3 separate regions of the Homo sapiens genome follow, and all the other regions are linked to region 1. Evidence: chromatin loops called from intact Hi-C (ENCODE). Cell type or tissue: psoas muscle. All regions are shown on one strand.

Region 1 (2,500 bases):
ATGGAGAAAGCTGGAATTGAACCCAGGTGTCTGGACATAAAAATCTCTGCTCTTTTCACTTTTCACTGCCCACTTTTGAGGGTCACCCCTTTTTTTATTATACTTTAAGTTTTAGGGTACATGTGCACAACGTGCAGGTTAGTTACATATGTATACATGTGCCATGTTGGTGTGCTGCACCCATTAACTCATCATTTAACATTAGGTATATCTCCTAATGCTATCCCTCCCCCCTACCCCCACTTTTTTTCTTTTTGAGACGGAGTTTTGCTCTTGTTGCCCAAGCTGGAGTGCAATGGCGCGATCTTGGCTCACTGCAACCTCCGCCTCCCGGTTTCAAGTGATTCTCCTGCCTCAGCCTCCCTAGTAGCTGGGGTTACAGGCATGCACCACCACGCCTGGCTAATTTTTGGTATTTTTAGTAGAGATGGGATTTCACCATGTTAGCCAGGCTGGTCTCGAACTCTTGACCTCCAGTGATCCACCTGCCTCAGCCTCCCAAAGTGCTGGGATTACAGGAGTAAGCCACTGCGCCCGGCTGAGGTTCACCTCTTTATTTCTGTGGGGAGCCACAGAATGTTACCTAGTGGAAAGGGACCTCATCAAGGACCCAATTCACAGTTTTGAATTTCAGGAGACCACAGGCTGTTCAGAAGAGAAACAATTACGTTCAAAATTACTTTCTGTTAGTATTCATTGCATTTAATTCTTTTTGAGACAGGATTCCGCTCTGTGACCTGGGCTGGTGTGCACTGTTGCAGTCACAGCTTACTTCAGCTTCAGCCTCCAACTCCCAGGCTCAAGTGATCCTCCCACCTCAGCCTCTGGAGTAGCTAGACCACATGTACCCAGCTTTTTTTTTTTTTTTTTTTTTTTTGAGAAGGAGTCTCACTCTGTTGCCCAGGCTGGAGTGCAGTGGCTCTATCTCGGCTCACTGAAACCTCTGCCTCCTGGATTCAAGCAATTCTCCTGCCTCAGCCTCCCAAGTAGCTGGGACTAGAAGTGTGCCACCACGCCTGGCTAGTTTTTGTATTTTTAGTAGAGATGGGGTTTTGCCATGTTGGCCAGGTTGGTCTCAAACTCCTGACCTCAGGTGATCCACCTGCCTTGGCCTCCCAAAGTGCTGGGATTATAGGCATGAGCCACCATGCCCAGCCTGCGCCCACCTAATTTTTAAAATTTTTGTAGAGATGGGGTCTCACTGTGTTGCCCAGGCTGGTCTGGAGCTCCTGGCCTCTAGCGATCCTCCTGCCTTGGCCTCCCAAAGTGCTGGGATTACAGGCGTAAGCCACCACATCCAATCCATTCACTGGATTTCATTCTAACAACCACCTTGTACCAGTTATCAGTTTACAGGCTGGTGGCTCCAACTTCATGCCTCTCTGCCGTTTTTGTGATATTGGAGCTGGACCCTGTAAACATTTCTCCTCTGCCAGCTAGCTCAGTGTTAAACCTTGTCAGCAGAGGGCGCTGGAGGAACACTGAATGAGGATGGGGCTCTTCCTGATTCTCACGAGCTCCTCTTAGCGGGATCTTGTGATGGACAGGGGCCAGCCCTGCACTAGACACGCAGTGACGTTTACCCCTCCCCCTAGCAAATTTCAGTGGCCTGTTGCACTTCAGTGAACTTCTCAGTCACCCAGTGGGTCATGACCATACCTCTGCAGCGAAACTCTAATCTTGTGTGGGGAGCCGGTTGGGCAGGGAAGTCCTTCTTCCCAATTTCTTTCTTTCTTGGGAGTTTGGCTTCAGCCCTAGAGGAAGTGGCTGCACCCTATTTTAGCTATTCCTGTGTGTGGTGTTTTTTGTTTGTTTGAGACGGAGTCTTGCTGTGTTTCCAGGCTGGAGTGCAGTGGCGCGATCTCAGCTCACTGCAACCTCCACCTCCCGGGTTCAAGTGATTCTCCTGCCTCAGCTTCCCGAATAGCTGTGACTACAGGCGCACGCCAGCATGCCCAGCTAATTTTTGTATTTTTAGTAGAGACAGGGTTTCACCATGTTGGTCAGGATGATCTCAATCTCTTCACCTCGTGATCTGCCTGCCTCAGCCTCCCAAAGTGCTGGGATTACAGGCGTAAGCCACTGTGCCTGGCCTTTTGTTTGTTTGTTTGAGACAGTCTGGCTCTGTCGCCCAGGCTGGAGTGCAGTGGCGCAATCTCCACTCACTGCAACCTCCGCCTCCTGGGTTCCAGCCATTCTCATGCCTCAGCTTCCCAAGCAGCTGGGACTACAGGCGCGCACCACCAGGCCCGGCTAATTTTTGTATTTTTAGTAGAGACGGGGTTTGGCCATTTTGGCCAGGCTGGTCTTGAACTCCTGACCTCAGGTGATCCGCCCGCCTCGGCCTCCCAGAGTGCTGGGATTACAGGCATGAGCCACTGCACCCGGACGAATTTCCTTCCTTTTTACAGCTGAATAATATTCCATTGTATGAATATAGCATAATTTGTTTATCCATTCATTCATGAACGGCAGATATTTGGATAGTTTCAGCTTTTGG
Region 2 (2,500 bases), 79 kb after region 1:
GTTCCCATCATTACCAGCTGTGTGACCCTAGGCAAGTCGCTTCACCTCTGTTCCATCTGGATCAAATGGGGATCATCATCCTGCCTAGCACGTTGCTGGGAGGATTTGAGAGCAGAGCGGCCGGCCTTGGCCAGATTCGTGGGTGTGCAGTGAATCCTGGCTTCCTTCTACACCAGCCACCCCAAGTCTCCCATGCTGGGAACTCCAGCCACTGTTGAAGCCCCACACATGGCAGGAGCTTCATGAACACTTTGTCGGGCTCCTGCCTGTAATCCTAGCACTTTGGGAGGCCAAGGCGGGCAGACTGCCTGAGCTCAGGACTTGGAGACCAGCCTGGGCTAAACCCTATCTCTACAAAAATACAAAAAAATTGGCCAGGCACGGTGGCTCACACCAGTAATCCCAGCACTTTGGGAGACTGAGGTGGGCAGATCATGAGGTCAGGAGTTCGAGACCAGCCTGGCCAACATGGTGAAACCCCATCTCTACTAAAAATGCAAACATTAGCCAGGTGTGGTGGGCAGGCGCCTGTAATCCCAGCTACTCAGGAGGCTGAGGCAGGAGAATTGTTTGAACCCCAGAGGCAGAGGTTGCAGTGAGCCAAGATCACACCACTGTACTCCAGCCTGGGAGACAGCGTGAGAAAACAACAACAATAACAACACTTTGTTACACGATTCTTCCACCAAACAGAAGCAAGAGACCCTGTTCTCCTGAGGACACACAGCATAAACAGCAGAGCCGCGGTTACACACAGGCAATAGAAGGCTGGGTACTGGCAGTGGCCCCACAGCACACAAGTGGCTCTGCCTCCCGCCAGGCCCCAGTAGGAAAATAACTAGTAAGTTACTGTGCACCTACTCCTGGCCAGACCCTGGGCTGCAAGCCTGAAATGTTCTCATCCTCCTGCAGACCTCCAAGCCAGTCCTTCTCTCCACCTGTGTTTATTGAGCATCTACTACTAGTCTAGGCACTGAGGACACAGGCAGGAAGACACACCAAATTCTTATCCTAGGAGAGCTCACCCCCTAGTGGAGAAGACACACAATAGATAAATAAATACTTTTTTTTTTTTTTTCAAGGCTCACTTCAGCCTTGAGCTCCTGGGCTCAAGTGATCCTCCTGCCTCAGCCTCCTGCATAGCCACCATGCCTGGCTAACTTTTATTTTTATTTATTTATCTTTTTTTTTTTTTCAGATGAAGTCTTGCTCTGTTGTCAGGCTGGAGTGCAGTGGCGCAATCTCAACTCTCTGCAACCTCTGCCTCCTGGGTTCAAGCGATTCTCCTGCCTCAGCCTCCAGAGTAGCTGCGATTACAGGCGCCCACCACCACATCTGGCTAATTTTTGGTATTTTTAGTAGAGACGGGGTTTCACCATGTTGGCCAGGCTGGTCTCGAACTCCTGACCTCAGGTGATTCACCCACCTTGGCCTCCCAAAGTATTCGGATTACAGACTTTTTTTTTTTTTTTTTTAGACAGAGTTTCAATCTTGTTGCCCAGGCTGGAGTGCAATGGCGGGGCCTCAGCTCACTGCAATCTCCGCCTCCCGGGTGCAAGCAATTCTCCTGCCTCAGCCTCCCAAGTAGCTGGGATTACAGGCATGTGCCACCAAGCCCAGCTTATTTTGTATTTTTAGTAAAGACAGGGTTTCACTATGTTGGCCAGGCTGGTCTCGAACTCCTGACATCAGGTGATCCACCCATCTCGGCCTCCCAAAGTGCAGGGATTACAGGCATGAGCCACTGCACCCAGACTATATATTTTTTTTAATTGTAGAGATGGAGTTTCACTATGCTGCTCCAGCTGGTCTCAAACTTCTAGGTTCAAGCCATCCTCCTGCCTCGGCCTCCCAGAGTGCTGAGATTTCAGGTGAGAGCCACCAGACCAAGCCAGAAATGCATTTTAAAAAGAGAAACTGTCAGCTGGGCGTGGTGGCTCACACCTGTAATCTCAGTACTTTGAGAGGCCCAGGCAGGCGGATTACCTGAGGTCAGGAGTTCAAGGCCAGCCTGGCCAACATGGTGAAATCCCGTCTCTAATAAAAATATAAAAATTAGCCAGGCATGGTGGCACATGCCTGTAATCCCAGCTACTCAGGAGGATGAGGCAGGAGAATTGCTGGAGCCCGGGAGATGGAGGTTGCAGTGAGCCAAGATTGCACCACTGCACTCCAGCCTGGGCGACAGAGCAAGACTCTGTCTCATAAAAAAAAAAAAAAAAAAAAAAAAAAGAGAGAGAGAGAGAGAGAGAGAAACTGTCAGAGAATGACAAATACCATGAGAAAATGAGGCAGTATGTGACAGAGACAGGGGCCACCTTGGATAGGACCATCAGGGAGGCCGGGTTGACTTGGAGAAGTCAGCCATGCAAAGCACCATGGGAAGTACATTCCAGGCAGAAGGAACAGCAGGTACAAAGGATGTAGGACAGGAAGAAGCTCATGGAGAGTGAGCAGCCCTGGAAATACATTTAGAATGCAGGGTGAAGCCTGGGCACGG
Region 3 (2,500 bases), 250 kb after region 1:
AACTTCCAACCTCAGGTGATTCACCTGCCTTGGCCTCCCAAAGTGCTGGGATTACAGGCGTGAGCCACTGAGCCCAGCCTGCTATTGTTTTTTAATTTTAATTTTTTGTAGAGATGAAGCTTTTGCCATGTTGCCCAAGCTGGTCTTGAACTCCTGGGCTCAGGTGATCCACCCACCTTGGCCTCTCAGCGTTGGGATTACAGGCCTGAGCCACTGCACTTGGCCTACAGTTTAATATTTTAAACCATTTTTTCCTTCATTATAGAAAAGTTCAAACAAACACAGAAATAGGATAGTATGATAAACTCCACTAGCCAGCACCTAGCATCAACAATTAGCAATAGTTAATCAGATTTCCCCTGAAGACCTCCACTGTCCTACTATTGGATGATTTTGAAGTAAATCCTACCTAGACTTATTTGGAAATACTTTATTATGTCTCTAAAACATAAGGATGTATTGTAACAAAATCTTTCAAAGCTAAAACTCCTATCATCTGCAAACCTTTGGGTAAATCCATTAATACATGGCTCAGATGAGCAAACCAGTGCAGTGGTTGCTGAAAACTGTAGGCCAGATGGGGCTGGTGGTCTTGGAGCCACTGGAATGAGGGCACGTGTGTTAAAAATACAGATCCCCAGCCGGTGCCTTGGGTCACGCCTGTAACCCCAGCACTATGGGAGGCTGAGGAGCGAGGATCACTCCAGGCTGGGAGTTTGAGACCAGCCTGGTCAACACAGGGAGAATCCCGTCTCTACAAAAAATATCGGGCTTGGTGGCGCACACCTGTAGTCCCAGCTACTTAGGAGGCCAAGGCGGGAGGATCGCTTGAGCCCGGGAGTTCAAAGCTTCAGTGCGTTATGAGTTTGCCTGTGAATAGCCACTGAACTCCAGACTGGGCTACAGGGCGAGACCCTGTCGAAAAAAAAAAAAAAAGGAAAGAAAAGAAAGAAAGGAAGGAAGGAAGAAAAAGAAAGAAAGAAAAGAAAAGAAAGAAAGAGAAAGAAAGAAAAGAAAGAAAGAACGAAAGAAAGAAAGAAAAAGAAAGAAAGAAAGAAAGAAAGAAAGAAAGAAAGAAAGAAAGAAAGAAAGAAAGAAAGAAAGAGAGAAAAAGAAAGAAAAAGAAAAGACAGACCCCAAAAATCCCCAAATAGATCCCTCGACTGAGCTCTGGGGACCCGTACTGAAGAGGTCTGGGTAGGACCTCCCCGCCTCCTCAGGGGAGTAAGCGGCGTGGGCCGTGCCAGCGGGGGTGACCCCGGGGGCTGTGTATGGGTGGGGGCGCACCCCGAACTGAGCCCACGGGGCGCTGTCCCGCCTGCAGATGTTCGGGCAGCGGCGCAGCGCGCAGGCGTTGGAGCTGGCGCACATGCTGTACTATCGCAGTACGTCCAACAACTCGGAGCTGCTCAGCGCCCTGGCCCTGCGCGCGCAGGACGAGCACACCAAGGAGGCGCTGCTGGCTCACAGCTTCCTGGCCCGGCGGCCAGGGGGCACTCAAGGCTCGCCCGAAGGTAGGACGTGGCCCTGGGACCCTGCCCCCAGGGGCCACACCCCCGCGAGGCCCCGCCCCAGCGAGATGCGTCCCCACCCCCAGTTCCCACGGGTGAACCTGACGGGTTTGCGAAGAGACCCCGGCCCTCAGCAGACAGGACCTCCGAATCCAGACTCCGATCTTGGTGCCTGATGTGACAGCCCTTTCTTAACCTCAGCCTGGTTGGGAGTCTTGGCTCCATGGCACGGCCCCCTCCTGTCATTCTTTCCTCTACCTGAGCTGACACTCTCCCTACAAGAGATCCTGCGCGCTCCCTGTGTGGGCTCCAGGTGGTCCCCTTGCCTACAGGAGCCCCCACCTTCCCTGCCCAAGAGCCCCTGACTGGTCCCCAGACGAAAGCCCCAGAGCTGGGCCTTCTGGCCCTCTCGACCCTCCTGGGCCTTGTTCCGCTCCCCTCCAAGCCTCAAGATCACTCCTAGGCTTCTCCCAAACCCAGGCCCTTCCTGTTCTTTGCCCTACGCCCCTCCTTGCTGCTCCCTCGAATCTTCCCCGATCTCAGTGTGACCTCAGAACACCTGCCTCTCCCCTTGCAGAGACCTCCAGGTGGCTCCGGTCGGAGGTGGAGAACTGGCTCCTAGCCAAGTCAGGCTGTGAGGTGACCTTCAACGGAACTCGGGCCCTGGCGCATCTGCAGGCCCTGACCCCCAGCATGGGATTGTACCCACCCCCGGGTTTCCCCAAACTAGACCCAGTGGCTCCGATCACTTCCGAGCCCCCGCAAGCCACGCCCAGCAGTAACATCTCCTGAGTAGAACCTACCTCCCTGCCCAGTCAGCAGGCTAGGAACTAAGCCCCGCCTCCTTCACGACAGGCTGTCAATTACGGTTATTATACTTTTCACTCCAACTTCCAATAACTGACAGGTGATTATTTTTGCTGCACTGTGTGCTTAAGCAAAGCAGCCAATCAAAGCAGCTAGCAGTTGTTAAGTCTTCCCCGCCCCTT

The links. Hi-C counts contacts between places; a loop is a spot of excess contacts. Peaks named below come from ENCODE experiments on the same cell type or tissue, not always from the same donor. Only the 100,000 strongest peaks of a DNase experiment are listed, where the experiment ranks them.
Region 2: it touches region 1 in a loop (4-fold over the local background); 100 of 110 quality-filtered maps call a loop at or near these places.
Region 3: it touches region 1 in a loop (3-fold over the local background); 27 of 110 quality-filtered maps call a loop at or near these places.

The regions. Positions count from the first base shown.
Region 1 is chr19:48,583,426-48,585,925 of GRCh38, reverse strand. The region is part of intron 2 of SULT2B1 (sulfotransferase family 2B member 1); the gene reads right to left. Among named protein-coding and RNA genes, the nearest start is that of SPACA4, 22 kb to the left of the region's middle. In psoas muscle, a CTCF peak has its summit at 1,452 (motif pointing right); a DNase peak (open chromatin) is centred at 1,505; H3K4me3 peaks cover 373 bases; H3K27ac peaks cover 376 bases.
Region 2 is chr19:48,504,836-48,507,335 of GRCh38, reverse strand. The region is part of intron 5 of LMTK3 (lemur tyrosine kinase 3); the gene reads left to right. Among named protein-coding and RNA genes, the nearest start is that of LMTK3, 5.7 kb to the left of the region's middle. In psoas muscle, a CTCF peak has its summit at 1,028 (motif pointing left); no DNase peak of the experiment used is centred here.
Region 3 is chr19:48,333,022-48,335,521 of GRCh38, reverse strand. It overlaps TMEM143 (transmembrane protein 143), which reads left to right. Exons shown (of 8, transcript NM_018273.4): 7 at 1,325-1,514; 8 at 2,089-2,500. The coding sequence ends at 2,303. Among named protein-coding and RNA genes, the nearest start is that of EMP3, 8.7 kb to the right of the region's middle. RefSeq lists a silencer at 1,129-1,648 and enhancers at 1,989-2,038, 2,049-2,138, 1,529-2,264. In psoas muscle, a CTCF peak has its summit at 1,467; DNase peaks (open chromatin) are centred at 1,471 and 2,281; H3K4me3 peaks cover 1,438 bases; H3K27ac peaks cover 1,349 bases.